Regions from separate parts of the Homo sapiens genome. Here region 1 is linked to region 2. A link is a loop called in an ENCODE intact Hi-C map of the cell type or tissue named here. Cell type or tissue: mammary epithelial cell. All regions are shown on one strand. Links, peaks and the distances in the headings refer to the core of each region. The heading gives the core; the rest is flanking DNA.

Region 1 (11,672 bases), core at 1,866-9,865, 100 kb after region 2:
TGACCTGCTTTCTTCCTGGTCCGGCATGTTCATCTTACCTCTCTAGCTGGAGGAACCTTCATTCACCTGGCTTCAAGTCACCACATGTCAGCATTAAGGCTGAAACGTTCAAGCAGTCATTTCCCCTCCTGCCAACAAGATACTAAAAAACCAATTTGAGCAAATTCTCCACTAAGCCACTTGGCTAGATCAATGTTTGATACACAAGGTCTTGCTCAAACAACAGCCAAAGCTGGAAAAAAATTGTGGCTATGAGACACGGAAAGGATCTAATTATTCTTCCTTAAGCAATGTTCTTAACCGCAGCCTGTTTCCCAGCTTCTGAGCACTCTGCTTGAGTGATTAGCAATGCAAGATTGCACATTGGCCTTACCTCATACAGGATGAGGTAGTTCAATCCAAATTTCTCAAATAGTTTTTAACTTTTTTCTTCCCAGTATGTCTGTAAGAGCTGGAAAATCATTCAATAGTTTTTAAAGAAAATTTGTGCCTTTAGCAGCAACTGGATGCAAACATCAGTTCTCATTTAAAAAAAAAATTTCAGCTTTATTGGGGCATAACTGACAAATAGAAATTGCATGTATTTAAGGTATATGACTTGATGTTTTGATATATGTATACATTGGAAAATGATCACCACAATCAAACTAGTTGACTTACCCATCACCTCACATAGCTGCCTCTTTTCTTTTGTGGTGAGAACACTTAAGATCTACCCTTGTAGCAAATTTCAAGTCTACAATACGGTATTGTTAACTGTCGTTACTATGCTGTATATTAGGTCTCCAGAACTAACTCCTCTTGCATGGCTGAAGCTTTGTACCCTTTGACCAACATCTCCTCATTTCCTGTATACCCCAGCCCTGACAACCACCATTCTACTCTCTGCTTCTAGGAGAGTAACTATTTTAGATTCCACATATACAAAAGATCAGGCAGTATTTGTCTTGCTGTGACTGGTTTATCTCACTTAGCATAATGTTCTCCAGGTTTGTCCATGTTGTCACAAATGGAAGGATTTCCGTTTTCAAATATCAGTTCTCTTCAAACCGTTTGAGTACCCTGAGAAAGTTTTTGGTTTCCAGTGGCTGCTCCTTTCAGAAACTATGCTACTTTCTAAAATCTCATTTAGGAGTAGCAATACTTTACTCCAGACACTGGCCCCAGACCAGTGTGGGAGGAAAGCCGTGAATCCTTAAAGAAAGTGATGCTTTAAAAGTCTGAGGTTAAATTCCATTTTGAAAAGTTTTAGCACAACTTCCCTTCTCCCCAGAGCTGAACCTCACTTCGTGCTATTTTTTACTCAGTTCAAGAGTGTTTTTTTTTTTTAAATAACTTGTCTCCTTATGAATTTTAAATAAGTTAATTAATAGGATATTGCTAGTTTAAATCATAATATAAATTCAGAAAATATTTTATAAATGGACCTATGCCATTTGGACTTAAAAAAATTATAAAGGCTTGAAACATTTGTGTGCATAATCCTGTTTTTATAATTTCAGTATTTTGCATTGAAATATACCTCACACTACACAGCTGACCTGGCAGTTCTATGAATGGCATTCAAAAAAGTCAGTCTTGTTTCATGAATTTATCTGTCAGCAAAATGCCTCTTTTATTATTGTTTTAAAATATATTTATCGGATTCACTTTTGCCTTTTCTTATGACGTTTGAAGATATTTGCATTTGCTTTTCTCTTTCTCCCTTTTTTTTTTTTTTTTTTTGAGACAAGTTCTCGCTCTGTCACCCAGGCTGGAGTGCAGTGGCGCCATCTCAGCTCATTGCAACCTCCGGCTCCTGGGTTCAAGAGATTCTCTGGGACTTCAGGTGTGTGGAAACTTGCCTGGATAATTTTTGCATTTTTAATAGAGATGGGGTTTCACCATGTTGGCCAGGCTGGTCTCGAACTCCTGGCCTCAAGTGATCTGCCTGCCTTGGCCTCCCAAAGTGTTGGGATTACAGGCATGATCCACCACCCCAGTCCTTCTTTTTCTCTTTTGAAAAGAAGTTTTAAAATTCTTTAAAAAGTTTTTCAAGGAAAATTTTCCCAGGAAATAGGAAAAATTTCAACCATACACAAAAATAGAGAATATAGTACTGGACTTCAAACATCAATCACTTAAATTCCAGAATTATCAGTATTTTCCTACTTTTACTTCTGTACATTTTTCCTTCCTTCCTCCTTTATTTTGGCTGATGTATGATAACCGAATCCCAGAATTGTGTCATTTTAGCTTTCTGTATCTAAGTGTTGATTGCTAAAAATAGTGGTGTTTTCTTACATAAACACAATACCATTAATCACACCTATCAAAACTAATAATATGTTATTGGTATCATCTAATACACTATCCAAATTCAGATTTCCCTCATTGTCTTCAAAGTGTTGCATTGACGATGGTTTGAGGCCAGGTGTGGTGGCTCATGCCTGTAATCCCAGCACTTTGGGAGGCCGAGGCAGGCAGATCACTTTTGAGCTCAGAAGTTTGAGACCAGCCCAGGCAACATGGTGAAACTCCGTCTCTACAAAAAATACAAAAATTAGCCAGGCACGGTGTTGAGTGCCTGTAGTACAAGCTACTGGGGGAGGTTGACGTGGGAGAATCACTTGAGCCCAGGAGGTTGAGGCTGCAGTGAGTTGTCATTGCACCACTCCATTCAGCCTGGGCAACAGAGAGAGATGCTATCTGAAAGAAGAAGGAAGGAGGCAGGAGGAAGGAGAAGGAGAAGAAGAAAAGTTGGTTTGCTCAAATCAGAATCTAAGCAAGGTCCATGCAGTGCATTGAATTGTCCAGGGATGGAGAAGAGGCTGAAGAAGAGGCTTAGGTAAGCAAGAGCATCAGTGCAGGGGAAGTTCAGGAAACACTGAGCTGGAGGAAAGGATAGAAGCATTACTTGAATAATGATCTTTGAGAGGTGCAAGTCATGATTGGAACAATTTTAGCTATTATTTAGCTACTAGATATTGCCTCTTTAAACATAATTCCATGCATAGACTGAAACTTGGAGGATCCCAAGATTTGTTCTATTTAGAGACCTGACTTCCAGAACTATTCTACCTCCTCCATCACTTCTTACTCCAGTAAATATCATGGAACACCCTTCTCAGGTTGAAAAGAAATTTAGAGACTTCCAGAGTAGGCATTGTCACAGCTTTTGCTGGCAATCCATTACAAAATTAGCTGTCCCTATTTTCAGAGGAGTGTTGTGTGAGATCTCAATTCCTTTACCTAGTATTCTGTTCCCAGCAAAGTAGATGTTGTGTTTGATGGTTCTGAATGTATTCTGTGTTGATATTAAGGCTTCTGGGTTTGCTAATCATATGAGAATATATGTCAGCAACTCTGGTGTTAATAATTTAGCCTACAAAAATCAATTCTAACGCAATCTTGGAATATTGTGCAACCCACCTGTTCATTAATATTTCACCATCTGTAGATCCTAGTGAAAGATGGGTCAAATTCAAATATATTTTCTTTGGCTCTGGAGACAAAAATAATTGGCAATCAACAGTGGTAGGGACAGCTTCTGTCAATGCACAGTAGGAGTCATGGAAGAACCCTCAGCTCCCTCCTACAGCTCTTCCCAGCAGACTTCAAACACATTTTTTCATCCAACAGGGAGCCCTTTAGGCTTCTATTCACCAACCCAGTGGGATCTCCAATTGCTGGAAATTTCATAAAGCAAAATTCCCCAGGGAGTTTCAACAAAGGTACTTGGGAAGCCAAAACCCCACTAGCTCTTTGGCCCAACTCAAAAACACAGCTGCAGAATAGCTTCCCACACTCTGTGCTCCTAGCCACTTGAGATTTAGCAGCTGTATTGTTCTCCTTGGTGTCAACTCCTGTCCATTGCAGGGGACTCTTGAAAGGAAGGGTGGTCTAAATGGAGGTAGGACTAGGAAGAAAAATGTCATACTCATTATCATCATCAGGCCACACATTTCTATAGGACTCTATGGTTGTACATGATGTTTATGAACATGGTATTCTTGATCCTCATGTTGACCTTGTAAAGTAGGAAATGCAAGAAATCTTTTACTCTGTTTTGTACACAAGCAGACTGAGGCTTACTGCAGTTAAGTGCCTAGTCCAATGTCCTACACTTGGCAGAGCTAGAACCAAAATGTTGGTCTTTGCCCTCTAGTTCAGTGCTTTGTTCTTTCCCCCAAATGGCTGCAGTATATGTTTTGCCTCATAGACAGTCTTTGATTTGGCTTCTTAACTAGTGGATGCAGCTCACTTGTATACAAAATAGGTATTCCTCAGTCTTTGGGGAGCCTAGGTGGACCTGGGGTGGCCCAGGCCAGCAATCTCTGCCTCAAATGACCTAGTCTATTTACCGTAGTGCCGTAAAATTGTCACTTTCTTTGTGTATAATAACATGAAAAATGATGGAAACCACTATTTTAAAGGAAAGTTTAAATATGTCCCCTCTTTCTACAGTGCTTAATATCTGAAAGCCAATTAATATGCCTGACCTTGAAAAGTCACGTCTATCAACCGTAAGTAGAAAATGAAATTTAATTTGCCATTTTTTAGTGAGCTTTTAAATTGTACATCTCCCCATAGCCTCTCATAACATGCAGTGTGGATTAAAGTGCTATTTGAATACCTCTTTTTTCAAAACTTTATGGTCAGTCACTATAAAAGAACTTCTTGTTCCTTTTTCTTCTGTCCTCCAATGGAATGACTAACCTCCATCTCCCTGACCCCCCCATATATTTAGGCCAGATTCCCTGACCTAACCTCTACTGCGTGGTATTTAGTTCTGAAACAAAATAAGTCAGTCTCTTTGCGTGAAGAAATTTCTTTGTTTATACTTCAAATTGGATTAGCTCACGTCATTACTCTCACTTGGGCTATTATGAAAATTTTTCTTCTCTTCATGGGTTTGGTTTTTATTAGGTTTTCAATTCTGCTATTCTTGGTTCAGATCCAAAAGCCAATTAATGGAAACATGCCCACAGGCAAAATTAATATGTTCATTTTAACATCCATCAATTCCTTCTCTCATTCCCTATTCCAGTCTTTTCTCTTAACGTACATTTGAGCACGCCTCAGGAACCTGTACCCAAAGCCTCATACATTCTCTGTCTTCACTCAGCTCTCATATCAAGAAGGTCAATTCACACTGAGTTATAGGAATGTGACTTTATGTTGACACCTAGTTTACTATTTACAAAGCTGTTTCTCATGCATAGATGAGATTCTGGGTGTTGGGGTGCATATTAGGGAAGAAATGCTTTTGGGTTCATCTGTCCCACACAGTGTCCGGGCAACACTTTTGCATGAGGCCATCCAATGATCCATGGGAAGAATGCTGTAGTCTTTAGGAACCTTCACCTCCAAGTGACAGAAAATGAACCCAACTGCTTAAAGAGAAAGACAATGCATTTTCTCATGTAACTGAAAAGTCCACTGGTACACTTGAGTCATGGCTGAATCCAAAGTCTTCCCATGACAGTTCTCAGGCCTTAGGACTCTAACGGAATGACACCTATCCTGGGTCTCCAGCTTGCAGTGGCATATTGTGGGACTTCTTGGCTTCTGTAATTGCATGAGTTAATTCACATAACAATCTCCATATATATATATATACACACACACACATATATATATACACACACATATAAAAAATATATATACATATATATAGAAATATATATATATTTCTCTGTTTCTCTGGAGAACCCTAACACAAGACATTTAGTAGACCAACCCCCTTTCAATGTCTTCTTTACCACAAAAATTCTTCTGACTCAACCTCTAGAGAACTTGTTCTGTTTGTGGTTAGGGAAACAAGTTCAGAGAAGCACAGGGAGGAGAAAATGGGGTACCTGTGAGAGATCTGGAAGCTTAACTTTTATGTTCATAATACAAGGGCACCATAGAAAGACTAGAACACAAAGACACCATGTTTGAGATCTAATTAATGAGCAGAGAGGCTGGTTGGCAAAGGTCTCTCCCATCACAGACAGAATAGGACCAGGACTGTAAGAGTGATAAGGTCAAGAAAGTAGTGACAGAAACTGTGATGAAAACACAGAAACATGGCAAAGGGTTTCTCCAGACTCACTGCAACGTCAGCCCAGGTCAGAGCAGCAGCAGCAGCTAATGCAATAAAGCACAGCAGGTGCAGTGTGCAGTTCTGAATCCAGACACACCCTGAATCATATCCTTACACGTCCTAATTGTGTAATCTTCAGCGCATTTCTTCCTCTGTTAAGTACGGATGGTGATATCTTGTCCCCCTCTGTGGGTTGTGTGAAGACTGAGAAAGATTTCATATGTAAGGGGCTTAGCAACACACTGATTAAGCGGTAGGTGGTAGGAATGAGATATTAATGTCTCTGACGTTCCCATTTTAAGTTCTAAGAGGCTGTTTCACTTGGGAAATGTCTGGAAATCTGGGTAGAACTATTTGAGTGGTTCTTTTGGGGCTTGCAGTTTTCAGGCAAGTATCCACCCACTGGAGGGCATTTTTGATTTGAGGCATGGATGCTATTGTTGTATGTTGTCAGGCTGTGTTCTTCCCCCCATCCTCACCACATATCTATTTGCAGACATAAGCTCACATAAGGAGAAAGGATCTTGATGGATTTGCAGTTCTGATTTATTTAACTATCTGATGGTCAAATCTGGTCCTAACTAAGGCCATGTGGCAGGGCAGGACTACTGACCATTAGGGAAGGGGAACATGTACTGGTGACCCCCAACTCGATATCAGGGTCCACCAGCCCATTGCAAATGATGCACCTTACATAAAACATGTGTGTGTGGTGTGTGTTGAAAGAACCTAACACTAGGAGCCATAACACTCCAGACTTAGACAGTTTTATTGTCAGCATCTGGGACCTGGCCTAGAACAGAAGAAAGAATGATTGTTCCTCACATCTCAAGGAAGCAGCAACAAGATGGGGCTGGAGCCAGCAGAAATGGGGGACATTTGACATGACTATAAATGGGGTCAAAATAGTCAAACAGGAACTGGCTTGGTCTCAAATCTCGTGTTATTCTTCTGCCTTTAGCAACTGGGGTCAGATTTAACATTTCTTTTAAAAAGGTCACAGTGAACTTTTTTATTGTTGTTGTTGAGTTGGAGTCTTGTTCTGTTGCCCAGGCTGGAGTGCAACGGCACGATCTTGGCTCACTGCAACCTCTGCCTCCTGGGTTCAAGCGATTCTCCTGCCTCAGCCTCCCAAGTAGGTGGGATTACAGACATGCGCCCCCGTGCCCCGCTAATTTTTTTTGTATTTTTAGTAGAGCTGGGGTTTCACCATGCTGGTCTTGAACTCCTGACCTCGTGACCCACCCACCTTGGCCTCCCAAAGTGCTGAGATTACAGACGTGAGCCACCGCGCCCAGCCAGTCCCATTGAACTTTATCTACCCAAAGGCAAATTTGGGGGTTATTCTTCCATGACATTTAATAGTCCTAGGACAAAAGACTTTTCTGAATCTCTAACTTCAGTGGTGACATATTAACAGTCATTACCAGTTATGAAAACAGGCTCGAGGACTGTCGACAGTAATTAACTTTCCCAGCGCTGCGCTGGCACTGCTACTGGCAAATAATGTTAGCCACTGAGACATCTGCTAATTAGAAGGCAATGGTTTCCAACTTTCCATTGCTTCTGTGACCCATGCATGCCATATAAATGAAAAGTTGGAAAAGAATAAAAGCTGAAATTCCTATGCTGGAACAATATTTAGAAACCTCAGGGAAGAATCAAGATAAAAAGCCAACTTGATGCTGGTCCAAGGATCTTCCTCTTGGAAATATACACCAATAGGTCTAGAGCTTTCTCCACTGCTCTTTACTCCCAGAGTGCCGAGTCAGTGGTAGCCAGGGATTAAGTGGAGAAAAGAACTGGATTGGATTGAATCTTGTCCTTTCTCCCTTTATTATTCTTGCCCTGACCCCCACAACCTCAAACTTTTGAACTAGGGGATAGGAGGAAAGCTAAAAGCCAAGAGCAGAGGTTTATGGGAGAATTTAGGAAAATATTCTGAATCCATGGTTCTCAAGCTTGGCTGCACATTAGAGTCAACTGGGAGCTTTAAAAAACACTGAAGCCTGGGTCCTAGTTCAGAAGATTCTGATATCAATGGCATGGGGTGTGGCACTGCGATTTTAGAAATCTCACTAAGGGTGCAGCCAAGGTTGAAAACATTAAGTTTCTTGCATTTAACCCGAAAGTGAGGGGATTAATTTGTGGTTTCCTCTTAACTAGCAAGATTTCATAATGGTAGTGTTTCTTAGCTTTAGATGAATATTAGAATTACCTAGGCAGGTTTTAAAACATGCAAGGCTAGGGCTTCACTGTAGTTGAAACTGAGGATCTCTGACAGTAGGGCTTGAACAATGGCATTTTTAAACATTAATTCTCATATGAGCCAGGGTTGAGTGCTACTGCTAAGGCAGAGGTTCTAAACTTTTAGTGTGCATGAGAATCACCTGGCGAGACTATTAAAAATGTATATTCTTGCATCCTACTCCCTGAGAGTGGGGCCTGAGAATTTTATTTTTAACAGACAACACAGGTCATTTTGGTGAAGGTGGTCATTAAGACCATTCTCATCCATCATTCTGATTGCTTTCTTGTGCTGACCAAGATGCAGTTTGCTCAACACAAATGCAACCCTGCCAACTGGTCTTTGGTGATCCTCAATTGAAGGGACAGGAAAATGAGGCAGTACCACCCTCCTAGGTGGCATTTGAAAATATCCTCGCTTGTTTTCTAATAATCATGCCTGGAGATGCCACAGATATTTAGTGAGCAAAGGCCAGGTATTCCAAAGAGTCAGTCCTGCAAACAAGAATCGTCTTGCCCAAAATTTTAATAGTGTTGCCAGTGAGAGACCCCAGAAGGTGGAAAAGTTTGAATTGTGTGTGATCTAAGGTATCAAGGTACAGACTTTGGCACTAGGCAGTCCTCAAATTCAGTAGCCATGAGATGTGAGGAAAGGTCCGACTGTTCAGGAAAGAAACCAAGACATGTAACAAAGCCTACCTCCCAGCTATCTCTATTTCTCTCTTCTCCTCTCCCAAACCCCCAGCCCTGACCTAATCTCTGTTAGGATCCCAGAGATGGACCCAGTAGTCTCATATTCATTTCTGGTGAAGTCATAACACAAGCTCTCTTTTCACTGGCCCCAGGCCCTGTCACTCCTAGCTAGGTGACCTTGGGGAGTCACTTTATCATGCAGGACCTGGAGTGTTCATTTATAAAATCAGTAGCTCAAGTTGGATGATTTTTAACACCTGTTTTATTTCTGACATTCTGACTTTATTTTAGTCTAGAAATTCTTACTCTATGTAGAGAATAGCCTTCGGTATATTATTCCTAGTTGCTCAGTTGATAACGTGAAATACCTTGTTAACTGGAGCCAAACTTAAATCCACAATAAAAGACTAGGCTTATGCCATTACTTGTTCTAAAGAAGGAGTACATTTACTTGAATTCTTTCCCATGATCCAACAATTGTCACGTGGACCTTACTTAAGGGCAGAGTTTCATTCAGTAAAATATATTCACTTTATCATTCATTAAGCAGCGTTAAGTTTGTAGTCTTTGTCCTAGATTAAGATTTCTATTGACGGTTTGGGGCCAGATAACTTTTGGTTATGCAGGCTGTCCTGTGCATTGGAGGCTGTTGAACAGCATCCCTGGCCTCCACTTAGTTGGTATTAGTAGTACCCCCATCTAGTTATGACAACCAAAAAGTCTCCAGACATGGCCAGATATCCCCTGGGGGGCAAAATCACTGTCCTTAATGTTGGGGATGTGATGACTAATACCCATTCCCTGTTCTCTAGGATCTCACAGTCCTCGGTGAGGAGAGAACCATTGCACAGTTAGTTACGATACCTCATGGAAGCACACTGATGGTGCTATCCATCACAGCATATTTTGGGAGCAATCAGCCAGGGAAGTCCCCTGGCCGAGCCTTCACGGATGAGTAGGGTTAACCAAATGAAGCATAGGCAGAGGGCAAAAGGTGACAGCAGTTGCAAAGCCACAAAGCTGAGCAACAGCTTGGGGTGTGTGAGGGACTTCTTGCCCATCTGCAAGGCAGCAGGTTGGCAGAAGTGATATTGAAGAGGCAGACAGCACTTTGTAAGGCTTCTCAGATGTTCTCTTCTGGGGAATGGGGAGTCTCAGGGAGCTCTGAGGCAGGGGAGAAACATGGTCAGATGTAAGTTGTAAACAGACTGGATTTGCAGCAGACAGGCTTGGAGGCTGTTGGAATAGGTAATCTAAGAAAAAGAAGATGAGGGCCTGAGCCCAGGCAGAGGGTGAGGGGCTGGAGAGGAGAGATGAAGAGGGGCCTGAGGGAGCACCATCATGGAACAGCAAGGGAGGCCCTTTTGCACCCATGGCCAGAGTTCTCCAGTTGCCCACATTCTCAGGGAAGGTACACAAACCATTATATATATATATATATATATATATATGTGTGTATGTATATATAACCATTTTTATATGAAGTACACTATATATCATTTATATATATGTGATGAAGTTACATTCAATGAGAAGGTGATTAACCTAATTTTGCAACTAATTGTATTAGTCCATTTTCCTACGGCTGTGAAGAAATACCCGAGACTGGGTGATTTATAAAGAAAAAGAAGTTTAACAGATTCACATTTCGACATGGCTGGGGAGGCCTCATAATCATGGCAGAAGGCAAAGGAGGAGCAAAGCCATGTCTTACATGGCGATAGGCAAGAGGGCATATGCAGAGGAACTGCCCTTTATAAAGCCCTCAGATCTGGTGAGACTTATTCACTGTCATGGCAACAGCACGGGAAAAACCTGCCACTGTGATTCAGTTACCTCCCACTGGGTCCCTCCCATGACATGTGGGGATTATGGGGGCTACAGTTCAAGATGAAATTTGGGTGGGGACACAGCTAAACCATATCACTAACCTAATTAGCCAGTGAAGCTTTTGACCAGTTTTTAATGTGTCGAGAAAGACAGGTCTACTTCAGTTTACAGATGTGCAGCAAACGGGCAATGTTTTGCCAACAAACTGTTCTCCATAAGAGAGCATGCCTTTGAATTTCCACATGCTCCTCAGCAGATCCAAACTGTAGGGGGCCACCCTGGGAAATTTCTGGAATCAGGAGGTCTTCCACCACCACCAGCTGCTAATGCTGCTGCCACAGTTTCAATTAGATGGAAATTGAGAGATAGATGAATGCTTAAAGAAGATTGCAGTGAGAAAGCAAAGTGCACACAGTGTATCCTGGAATGATTGGCAGTTGGCTCTCAGGTGTCAGGAGTGTCAGGTTTGTGCAAATGTAATTGCAGTTTTTGCCATTACTTTTAATGACAAAAACAGCAATTGCATTTGCACCAACCTAACAGATTGCTTCTCCCAGAACCTCCAAAATCATTCCCTGTCGGTAACAAAGTTAGGGCACAGGTTACTTTCAAGTTCCTTTAAGTCAGAGATCATGCATTATATACCACTCTGGCCCTTCCACAGAGCTGTGCAAAAGCAGACATTTAATAAGTATTTGTGAAAATGAATCAACATGATGACTGCATTAAGTTCTCCCCAGCCTAAATAACACTCCCAAGAGGAAAAAAAAAACTCCCAAGAGGGAAGCAGGGATGATAGCTGAAATCTACGGGAGTGTAAGTGGAGTCAAGC
Region 2 (11,672 bases), core at 1,735-9,734:
TGGATTCCCAGCACTTTGGGAGGCCGAGGTGGGCGGATCACTTGAGGCCAAGAGTTTGAAACCAACCTGGCCACTGCACCCCAGCCTGGGCGACAGAGAGAGGCCCTGTCTCAAAAAAAAAAGAAAAAAAAAAGCAAGGTGGGATCAACTTTATCAAACAGAAGAAAAGCTGCTTCTCTCTCCAGAGCATCTCAGGGCATGCTCAGTGCTCCATCTGTCTCTACTCATTCACTTCCCCCAGTGTGAAATGCTCACGTTCTGTGTAGGTGATTCATATCTATGTCTCCCAAGGCTCAGCTTCTTCATGCCTGAGAGGTCAGGCCCATTTGATATTTCCCTTGTGTGGAGTCCTCTAGCCATTGTCTATGTCACATCCGTTGCTACTTACCTATATTCCCTTTAGTATTGCCCCACACATGCAAATTGTGTTGACTCCTCAGGTAAGCCTAGGCTGCTCCAACGAAGGTGCATAGATAGGGCCAGGCAACCCTCATCTCATTGTGCCTTGCTTTATTGTTCTTTGCATATATCACGCTTTTTTTTAAAATGGAAAATTTGTGGCAACCCCGCCTCAAGCAAGTCTATTGGTATCATGCTTCCAACAACATGTGCTCAGTCTGTGCCTCTGTTTCATTTTGGTAATTCTTGCAGTATTTCAAACATCTTCTTTATTATTATATCAGTTATGATCATCTCTGGTCAGTGATATTTGATGTTACTATTGTAATTGGGGCACTACAAACTGTGCCCAAAGAAGATGACAAACTTAATTGATACATGTTGTGTGTGTTCCGAATGTTCCAACCACTGGCCTTCCCCCATCACTCTCCCTCTCCTCAGGCTTCCCTTTTCCCTGAGACACAACAACATTGAAATTAGGCCAATTAATAACTCTACGATGACCTCTAAGTGTTCAAGTGATGAAGGGGTGGCCTGCCCCTCCACACCTGTGGGTGCTTCTTGTCAGGTGGACGAGAGACTTGAGAAAAGAAAGAGACACAGAGACAAAGTATAGAGAAAGAAAAGTGGGTCGAGGGGACCGGCGCTCAGCATACGGAGGACCCACACCAGCACCAGTCTGTGAGTTCCCTTAGTATTTATTGATCATTATCGGGCGTTTCTCGGAGAAGGGGATGTCGCAGGACAATAGGGTAATAGTGGAGAGAGGGTCAGCAGGAAAACATGTGAACACATATCTCTGCATCATAAACAAGGTAAAGAAAAAAGTGCTGTGCTTTTGATGTGCGTATACATAAACATCTCAATGCCTTAAAGAGCAGTTTTGCTGCCAGCATGTCCCACCTCCAGCCTTAAGGCGGTTTTCTCGTATCTCAGTAGATGGAATATACAATCGGGTTTTACACCAAGACATTCCATTGCCCAGGGATGAGCAGGAGACAGATGCCTTCCCCTTATCTCAACTGCAAAGAGGCCTTCCTCTTTTACTAATCCTCCTCAGCACAGACCCTTTATGGGTGTCGGGTGTCGGGCTGGGGGACGGTCAGGTCTTTCCCTTCTCATGAGGCCATATTTCAGACTATCGCACGGGGAGAAACCTTGGACAATACCTGGTTTTCCTAGGCAGAGGTCCCTGCGGCCTTCTGCAGTGTATTGTGTCCCTGGGTACTTGAGAATAGGGAGTGGTGATGACTTTTAACAAGCATGCTGCCTTCAAGCATTTGTTTAACAAAGCACATCCCGCAGAGCCCTTAATCCATTAAACCTTGAGTTGACACAGCACATATTTCTGTGAGCACAGGGTTGGGAGTAGGGTTACAGATTAACAGCATCTCAAGGCAGAAGAATTTTTCTTAGTACTGAACAAAATGGAGTCTCTTAGGTCGACTTCTTTCTACATAGACACAGTAACAGTCTGATCTCTCTTTCTTTTCCCCACAAAGTGAGAGGAAGTGTCACATGTCTCTCACTTTAAATCACAAGCTACACATGATTAAGCCTAGTGAGGAAGGCATGTTGAAAGCTAAGATATGTCAAAAAGTAGGTCTCTTGCACCAGTTAGCCAAGTTGTGAATGCAAAGGAAAAAGTTGTTGAAGGAAAGAAAAAGTGCTACTCTAGTGAAGATACAAATGATAAGAAAGCAAAACAGCCTTACTGCTGATTCGAAGAAAGTTTGAGTAGTCTCGATAGAAGATTAAACCAGTCACAACATTTTCTTAAGCCAAAGCCTAATCCAGAGCAAGGCCCCAACTCTCTTCAATTCTGTGAAAGCTAAGAGGTGAAGAAGCTGTAGAAGAAAAGTTTGAAGCTAGCAGAAGTTGGTTGATGATATTTAAGGAAAGAAGCCATCTCTATTACATAACGTAAAATCAAGGTGATGCAGTAAGTGCTAAAGTAGAAGTGGCAACAGGTTATCCAAGAGATCTAGGAAAGATCACTGATGAAGGTGGCTACACTAAATGACAGATTTTCAGTGTAGATGAGATAGTCTTATATTGGAAGAAGATGCCATCTAGGACTTTCATAGCTAGAGAGAAATGAATCCCTGGTTTCAAAGCTTTAAAGGACAGGCTGACTTTCTCGTTGGGGTCTAATGCAGCCAGCAACTTGAAGTTGAAGCCAATGCTCATTTACCATTATGAAAATCCTGGCCGGGTGCAGTGGCTCATGCCTGTAATCCCAGCACTTTGGGAGGCCGAGGTGGGTGGATCACTTGAGGTCAGGAGGTCGAGACCAGCCTGACCAATGTGGGGAAACCCTGTCTCTATTAAAAATACAAAATTAGCCACGTGTGGTGGTGGGTGCCTGTAATCCCAGCTACTTGGGATTACAGGCAGAGGCAGGAGAATGCTTGAACCAGGGAGGTGGAGGTTGCAGTGAGCCGAGATGGTGCCATTGCACTCCAGTGTGACAGAGTGAGACTCTGTCTTAAAAAAAAAAAAAAAATCCTAAGGCCCCTAAGAATTATGCTAAATCTATTCTGCCTGTTTTCTGTAAGTGGAACAACAAAGCCTGGATGACAGCACCCCTGTTTACAGCATTATTTACTCAATATTTTAAACCCATTCTTGAGAATTACTGCTCAGAAAAAAGATTCCTTTGAAAATATTACTGCTCATTGGCAATGCACCTGGTCACCTGTGAGCTCTGATGGGCTTGTATAAGAATATGTATTAATATTGTTTTCATGTCTGCTAACACATCATCCATTCTGCAGTCCATGGGTCAAGGAGTCATTTCGACTTTCGAGTCTTATCATTTAAGAAATATACTTTGTAAGGTATAGCTGCCATAGATAATGATTCCTCTGATGGATCTGGGCAAAGTAAATTGAAAAACTTCTGGAAAGAACTCATCATTCTAGATACCATTAAGAACATTCGTGATTCATGGGAGGAGGTCAGTATATCAATATTAATAGGAATTTGGAAGAAGTTGATTCCAGTCCTCCTGGATGACGTTGAAGAGTTCAAGACTTCAGTGGTGGAAGTAGCTGCAGATGTGGAAATAGCAAGGTAACTAGAATGAGAAATGAAGCTTGAAGAAGTAATTGAATTGCTGCAATCTCATTATAAAACTTTAACAGATGAGGAGTTGCTTCTTGATGATAAACAAAGAAAGCGGTTCCTTGAGATGAAATCTATTCCTGGTGGGGAGGCTGTGAACATTGTTGAAATGACAATAAAGGATTTAGAATATTACATACACTTAGTTGATTAAAGCAGTGGCAGCATTTGAGAGGATTGACTCCGATTTTGAAAGTAGTTTTGCTGTGGGTAAATGTTATCAAATAGCATCACCTGTGACAGAAATCCTTCATTAAAGGGAAAATCCACTGATGCCACAGACTTCACTGTCTTTAAGAAATTGCCACAGCCACCTCAACCTTCTGCAACCACCACCCTGATCAGTCAGCAGCCATCAACATTAAGCAAGACCCTCCACCAGCAAAAAGACTCACCGAATGCGCAGATGATTGTTACCACTTTTTAGCAATAAAGTATTTGTTAGTTAACGTAAATCCATTTTTTTAGACATAATGCTATTTCACACTTAATAGACTACAGTATCATGTAAACATAACTGTATATGAATTAGGAAACAAAAAAATTTGTGTGACTCGCTTTATTGTGGTATTTGCTTTATTTCAGTTGTCTGGAATTAAACCCACCGTATCTCCAGGGTATGCCTGTATATGAAATGTTGAAATCTTGGCCCTCGCATGACTTCTTTCATATTCAATAAATGTACCCCCAATTAAATATGATGCCTATCTTCCAATCTGTGCCTTCACTAATCCTAGAGAGATGGAGATAATCACTGGAGGGCTGGCGGCTGCAGGGGTCACCTGAGGCAAGGGATGGGAGATGGCACGGGGAACTTTGCGTGATCTCTGCAAGTTCTGCCGTCTTGGAGACAATTGGATGGTTTTTTACCTTATGGCTTTCAGATTCTAAGCTCTCAAAAAGTTATTGCTTGACAGTCACATTTAGAAAATTTACGTATATCCTTAAGTCTGAATATTCTAATTAGTTTTTTCAGTCTAGTGGAATTATTAGAGGATAGCAAGTTTGAATTGCTGACAATGCATACTCGGTAAGCACCAAGTTATTTTCAGAAACATATGAACGTTGCAAAACATTTGCATTTTTTTCTTGGGCCTGTAAAACTTGGTATTATGCCTACTCAGTCTGTAAGCATACTTTACTTATCTGTATGCTCATTTGTTCAACACATTTATTGAGTGCCTACTATATCCCAGGTACTATGCTACATGGTGGGGACACAGTGGTGAAACACATGCTGTCTTTTTTGCCGTAGCCTTTACATTTTAGCGAGGGATGCCAAATAATCTTGTCTACCAATGCTAAATTAATAAGTCCTGTTATTTACCTAGAGTACAGCAGGGGGCAGATGAAGCCCATCTTTCAAAATCATTTGTGGTAGCTCAGCATATCTGATGTAGCTGATTGTAATTGTTACTTAGTCCAGCTTTCAAAGGAAACTAGGATCTGGTTTTGCATTTATGCTCATTCATTATCTCATTTTAGGTATCCCTGGGATCAAATCTGGGGAAAAACAATGAACTGCAGGTACATTTCATCTTTCAGAGTAAATATTTTTCTGAAACAGTTGCTAGGAGAGGTTGCTAAATAAAATAATTCTACTCTGTTTTTTTTTTTTTTTTTTTTTTTTGAGACAGGATCTCACTCCATCACCCAGGTTGGAGTGTAGTGGCGCAATCTCAGCTCACTGCAACCTCTGCCTCCCAGGTTCAAATGATTCTCCAGCCTCAGCCTCCTGAGTAGCTGGGACTACAGGTGTTTTATATTTTTTAGTAGAGATGGGGATTTCACCATGTTGGCCAGGCTTGTCTTGAACTCCTGACCTCAAGTGATCTGCCCGCCTCAGTTTCCCAAAGTGCTGGGATTACAGGTGTGAGCCACCGCAGCCTGGCCTACTCTGATTCTTTTCAAAAATAAAGACTATTAAATTGGTTTAATATTAATTTAATACTTTACATAAGTCTAAATTTTTATTTAGGTGTTCGCTTAAATTGAACTGCAGCCACATTTTTATTGTTGCTAAGAGTATGGATAAAGAAACCATCATTCTCATTAGCAAATCTTTCGTCTGTTTCAGCAATAAGAGCCCCCCCCAATACATTCTCAGACTTTGAGTGAATAAGGGGAAATTTTCAGAAACAGAGAGAAAGTAAAGGTGTGTGTGTGTGTGTGTGTGTGTGTGTGTGTGTTTTATATATTGTTATGTCCACAAGAATTTTGTCTGCGTGATGTTTGAAGGGGCAGGAGAGAGGAAGGTCCTGGGGATGCTGGTCTTGCATTTTGGGCAGAGACCTCAGAAGAATATTTCTAATTTTGGACTTTTTAATGCTATGTTAGATTTGCTGGGTGCTTTAAAGCAGTATTTATTTGAGGTATGAAGCTAGATGTTTGAATTTCTTTTGTGAAGGAAAATCTGAGCTAGAGAGAGAAGTCACCTAAGCAAACACCTTTTGTTAACCAGTGTCCTGCTGGGTCTTTTTTTAATCTAAGGTTTCCCTGGCCCTGCTGTTCTATTACTCTCTTAGAAACAATCACAAGAAAACTGTGCTTACTCTCTCAGATTATGACGTCGTAGGGAGCTAGTGGATGAGTACATGTGGAAGGTGAGGTTAAATCAATTTCTAGTGGATCTGGGATCCAGTCACATCTTGTTATTCTATCAAATTATTTATCTTCCCCACTACCTAGTCAGTTCTGTGGAACAGGGTCATTTTTCTTTTGCTCACCATTGACTTTCCTATGTCCATTATGTTTTCCATATACCAGTGCTTTAAGATCATAAATAACAGCCCTCCCATTGACCTCATTAAAAAAGTCTAGAGAGATTAAGAAACATGGATAACACCCGGCACGATTTATTTGGTAATTGTGTTTGAGTAGTGTGTGTGTGTGTGTGTGTGTGTGTGTGTGAGAGAGAGAGAGAGAGCGAGAGAGATTTCCGAGAGTTTTCCAATCATCTGTTCCTGATCCACCTATGAATGCGTTGAAATGAGGAGGTACCAAGTAGGAATAGCTAAGGGACTCTTTGGAATGCCTTCTAACTTGACCATCTAACATTGCAGATTGTTTGAATTAAAAGGCCCCTACCTTGCCCCAGCCATCAAATTCAATATTCCTGAAGGGAAGTCACCCATATTTTATTGGAACAGCCACTAAATCTTGAGGCAACTACTCCCTTATTACACAAGTCTCGTTTCTTTTTCTTTTTGGGGACAAAGGAGAGATGTTTTTTTTTGAGACTGACTTTCGCTCTTGTTGCCCAGGCTGGAGTGCAATGGCGCGATCTCCGCTCACTGAAACCTCCGCCTCCCCAGTTCAATTGATTCTCCTGCCTCAGCCTCCTGAGCAGCTGAGATTACAGGCATGTGCCACCACGCTTAGCTAATTTTTTTTTTTTTTTTTAGACGGAGTCTAGCTCTGTCGCCCAGGCTGGAGTGCAGTGGTGCAATCTAGGCTCACTGCAAGCTCTGCCTCCTGGGTTCACACCATTCTCCTGCCTTAGCCTCCGGAGTAGCTGGGACTACAGGTGCCTGCCACCACGCCCAGCTAATTTTTTGTATTTTTAGCAGAGACGGGGTTTCACTGTGTTAGACAGGATAGTCTCGATCTCCTGACCTCGTGATCCGCCTGCCTCAGCCACCCAAAGTGCTGGGATTTTAGGCGTGAGCCACCGCGCCCGGCAGATTTTTGTATTTTAGTAGAGACGAAGTTTCTCTATGTTGGCCAGGCTGGTCTCCAACTCCTGATCTCAGGTGATCTGCCTGAGATCAGTGACTTAAATAAATTTAGTGACTCGGCCTCCCAAAGCGCTGGGATTACAGGCGTGAGCCACTGCGCCCGGCCAAGGGGGAGATGTTTTAAAACTATTTCAGAAGTCAGAAAATAGTGTAATGACATTCATATGCCCACTGTCTAATAATTAATAAGTACTAATGTTTTGTCCTTTCAGCCTCAGCTACGCATCGCTGGGAAATAATTATTCATGGGTCTCCTACCGTTTTGTGCATCTGTGAGCGAAATACCGACTGTCCCTTATCCTGGACTATCTTTTCAAGGTTGTTAGTGTAGTAAATAACTTTGGAAGATGGAGACAGTGTTTCTCTTCAGAGTAAAGGGTAGGTTTGCTTACAACCTTGGAAGATAACAGTGTCTCTTTCTGGAGTGAAGAGTAGTTATGCTTCATGCTTATTATGAAACAGTCAGATTCCTAAGCTCAGGATGCCTCTCCTGTAATCCATCCTTCTGTGTGTGCAGGTGTCAGCTGTCTCTCTTCACATCGGCCTGGGGAGATAGGGCTTAGGAAATTGGTGCACAGATGCTGATATCTGACTACTGCTATTGCTGTGAGTAATAAATAGTCTTTTGTCTCTGATTTAGGAGTGTCGTGTCAGTATCCATGAAACAGTAGCGGGCTATTATTTAAACTATCCTAGGCCACAGGAAAATATGAAAAAAGCTCCAAATTTATTTTATAAAGCTAGAATAATTAATACTAAAGCATGATAAAGATAGAAAAAACTAGGCAACTTCATCTACAAATACAGAAGCAAAAATTCTAAGCAAAAATTAGTCAATAAATCCTATAGAAAATTGTAAAAATAATACATAGAAATTGAATCAAGTTTATTTTAGGTGTGTAAAGATAGTTTAAAATTAGAATATTTATCAGCAAAATATATCTACTAGGTTAACAGATGAAAAGAGAAAATAACTATTATAACAGTAAATTATAAAAGGCATTTCATAAAACTTAAAAATTACTAATAAAAACTTCATGTAAAATAGGAGAATAAAACTTTTTAAACATAATAATAACTATAGCAAGCTATGAAATACTGAAGCCATTTTAAAATCAGGAACAAGGGATTGCCTGCTATTACCATTATTATTATTCTTTTTTGGAGATGGAGTCTTGTTTTGTCGGCCAGGCTGGAGTGCAGTGGCACAATCTGGGCTTGCTGCAGCCTCCACCTCCTGGGTTCAAGCGATTCTCCTGCCTCAGCCTCCTGAGTAGCTGGGACTACAGGTGTGTACCACCACGCCCAGCTAATTTTTATATTTTTAGTAGAGACAGGGTTTTGCCATGTTGGCCAGGCTGGTCTCGAACTCTTGATCTCAGGTGATCTGACCGCCTCGGCCTCCCAAAGTACTGGGATTATAGGTGTGAGCCACGGTGCCCACCCTTGTTACCATTATTTAGTATTGTTTTGGAAGTTTTAAATAATGCAATAGTACAATGTGTAAAATATTGGAGAAAAACAAAATAAATTATCTCTTTTTTTTTTTTTTGCAGAAAATATAAACATAATTCAGTTACTTAGATAATCTGTTAGAACTTAGTGACTTAAATAACTTACCAGGATGGAGAGGAGAATTAAGATGGCTGAATACGAGAAACATAAAAAATCAATAGCTTTTCTCTAAATGAGCATGTCCAGTTAGAAATGAAAATAAGAAAAAATTTTATTCTTGATAGAAACAAAAACTACAAAATACTCAGGAGTGAGTCCAATAAGATGAGTAAAAGACATACTTGAAAAAAAACATAAAATTGTGTTAAAAGACATAAGACAAAATCGAATAAATGAAGAAATAGACACTAAATTTATAATGTAAGATTTAATTTACAGTGCCAATTCTTGTTTATAATCCATATTAATATACAAATATAATTAAATTTAATTGGAATAAAAATGATTATTTTCAGTGAGTGGAGAGGAATAGACAAAAAGATGTTAAAGATGATATGGAAGAACAAGTGTCTGAGAAGAGTTAAGAGTGGTGACTTGCTTTACCAGGTAGTTAAATTTAAAACTAAGCTACAGGATTCAGACAGTAAGGAACTGGTGCTAAAATAGACCAGTGGAGAGAAGAAGAGAGTCTAGGAGTAGAGTGAATGAACATAAAAACATAATGAATGACAAAGGTAACATATTCAATTCAGTGGGAAAAGGATACTTTAAAAGACAAATTGTACTACCATACATGGGTAGGCCTTTAGACAAAAATAAAACCCTCCTAATTCAGATCCCATTCAAAAATAAATTCCAGGTGGATTAAAAATATGAATATAGGGCATGGTGGCTCATGCCTGTAATCCCAGCACTTTGGGAGGCCAAGGCAGGTGGATTGCTTGAGGCCCAAAGTTCGAGACCAGCCTAGCCAATATGGTGAAGCCCCGTCTCTACTAAAAATACAAAAAGTAGCCAGGTGTGGTGGCCTTGTAGTCCCTTGAGGCAGGAGAATCCCTTGAACCCAGGAGGCAGAGTTTGCAGTGAGCCGAGATTGCGCCACTGCACTCTAGCCTGGGTAACAGAGTGAGACTCCATTTTGGGAAAAAAAAAAATTAAAAATAGCATATTAGAAAAAGTTTATTAATAAAAGGAGTTTCCATGTTTCCCATCCTTTCTACCCCAAGAGTTTCACATGAAACTGTAAGTCAAGAATGAGCGCCCCACAAGCAGCCTAAGTACTTCATGGGCTCTTTAGGTTCCCAAGGCCCTGGGGAAGCCAGTCATAGAAAGGCAGTATGATGACACATAAAAATCAGGGACTTGAGACAGACAGACATGGGTCAGAATCTCAGTCTGACTCCATAACAGCTGTGGGGCATTGGACAAGCTATTTAGTTTCTGTAAACTTCAGTTTTCTCTTCAGTGAAATAGTACAATAACTCTTGGAGGTCTTCAAAGGATCAAATTCACTGCTGTGAATTTGTGAAAGGGCCTAGCTCACTGCCTGAGACATGTCAGGTATTCAATAAATGCTTATTTCCTTCCATCATTTTTAATTTCTGAGGACTTGCAAAAGAATTAAATTTCGGATGTTTGTGAAAGCTTTCATTATAGCAATATTCACTCTCTGTAACTAGGAAGAAAACTGATATAGAGATACTCATTTTAATTCTTTTGGTTCATGCTTCTTCCAGAAACCTGAGAACTTTCAACACTGGCAAACCAAATGGATGATTCTGCCTTGTACAGAAGAAAATCAATAAACATTAGCTCTTCTGAGGCAGACAAATTACAGAAACCGCAAGTCCCACAGTGTTTCATAATTTTATGACAAATACCATCTGAGTTACTTACAGCTCTGGATGAGAAATCTACTCTTACCAGGATCCCAGTGATTATGCCCAAAGTTGGCCATGTCTCCTTCTCTTAGTTATATTGCTTTGTGCCTATGATTTGTTTGCGTTTTGGCCTACTGTGAGCTTGGCCATCTCTTGGTTTGATGGGTTTCCCAGCCCTTCAAGTCAGCCAATCTCTGCAGAGGGTCCTGGGAGGCTGCCTCCAACACTGGGCACCAACTGTTGGCCCTCAGCTCCAGCAATAACATGCCAGGCTGACGCTTTATTTCTTTGGAACTTTTTCCTGGTTTCTGGCTCAACCTCCTCTGCTCATCCAAGAGAAGTATCTTTGAAATCCTCAGAGAATGACCACTCCCACCATCAGCCTTGGGATTCAGTTTGCCCTGGGCCAGAGGGGGGCCCTCATATTTACTCCTGCCTCCGATGAGTACATGTGCCTCAGCCCTTGTGGGTGTCTTTTTCTTCTCCTTGTAGATAAGATTGTACCTGTTAATAAGAGATTGTATCTTGTTTTCCCAGTGTTTTAATGAGAGATTATTTGAGTGTAAGGAACAGATACTCCAACCCCCATTCCAACCCCAGCCTAAGCAAAGGATTTCTTCTACAACTTCAAGGGAAAATCTCTCAGACTTCCAAAGACAAGACACAAAGTACAGTCAGACTGGAAATGCGACTGGAATGTTGGGAACTGAGATCTCCTCTCCAATTCCAAGGCTCAGATGATCTCGCTCATCTCTGTCTCTCTGTGTCCTCTCTCTTTGGTTGCTTCTAGTGTAATGGACCAATATGGCTGTCCCAACCATGACTCTACATAATGTTTCTGTTCAATCACCTACTTTCATCTCATGATTTATTATTTCTGTGACAGTTCAAATACTGGAAGAGTCTGGTTGGCAGTTTGTCAGCCAATAGATGAACAGATTTGAGTTAGGTGTCAACCTCAAATCCAATCATTTTTGACTGGAGGGCAGGGGCAGGTAATTGGCATTGGCTGTGAGCCAGGGCAGGTCAGCTACCCAGGAACTACTTAGGTCTCATCCCTGGTCCTTTACATTTA

What was found. A loop is a pair of places that touch in the nucleus more often than their neighbours do. Peaks named below come from ENCODE experiments on the same cell type or tissue, not always from the same donor. Only the 100,000 strongest peaks of a DNase experiment are listed, where the experiment ranks them.
Region 1: it touches region 2 in a loop (4-fold over the local background); 12 of 110 quality-filtered maps call a loop at or near these places.

Annotation. Positions count from the first base shown.
Region 1 is chr2:38,163,385-38,175,056 of GRCh38, reverse strand. All of the region lies in intron 2 of CYP1B1-AS1 (CYP1B1 antisense RNA 1), which reads right to left. It also overlaps a transcript of LOC107985871 not described here. Among named protein-coding and RNA genes, the nearest start is that of CYP1B1-AS1, 38 kb to the right of the region's middle. In mammary epithelial cell, for the core only: no CTCF peak of the experiment used is centred there; DNase peaks (open chromatin) are centred at 5,796 and 6,106; H3K27ac peaks cover 1,939 bases.
Region 2 is chr2:38,268,010-38,279,681 of GRCh38, reverse strand. LOC105374467 (a long non-coding RNA gene) reads left to right here and starts at 7,479. Exons shown (of 3, transcript XR_939973.1): 1 at 7,479-7,640; 2 at 7,780-7,868; 3 at 10,454-10,589. RefSeq lists enhancers at 664-1,647, 1,648-2,631. In mammary epithelial cell, for the core only: a CTCF peak has its summit at 4,871 (motif pointing right); a DNase peak (open chromatin) is centred at 4,891.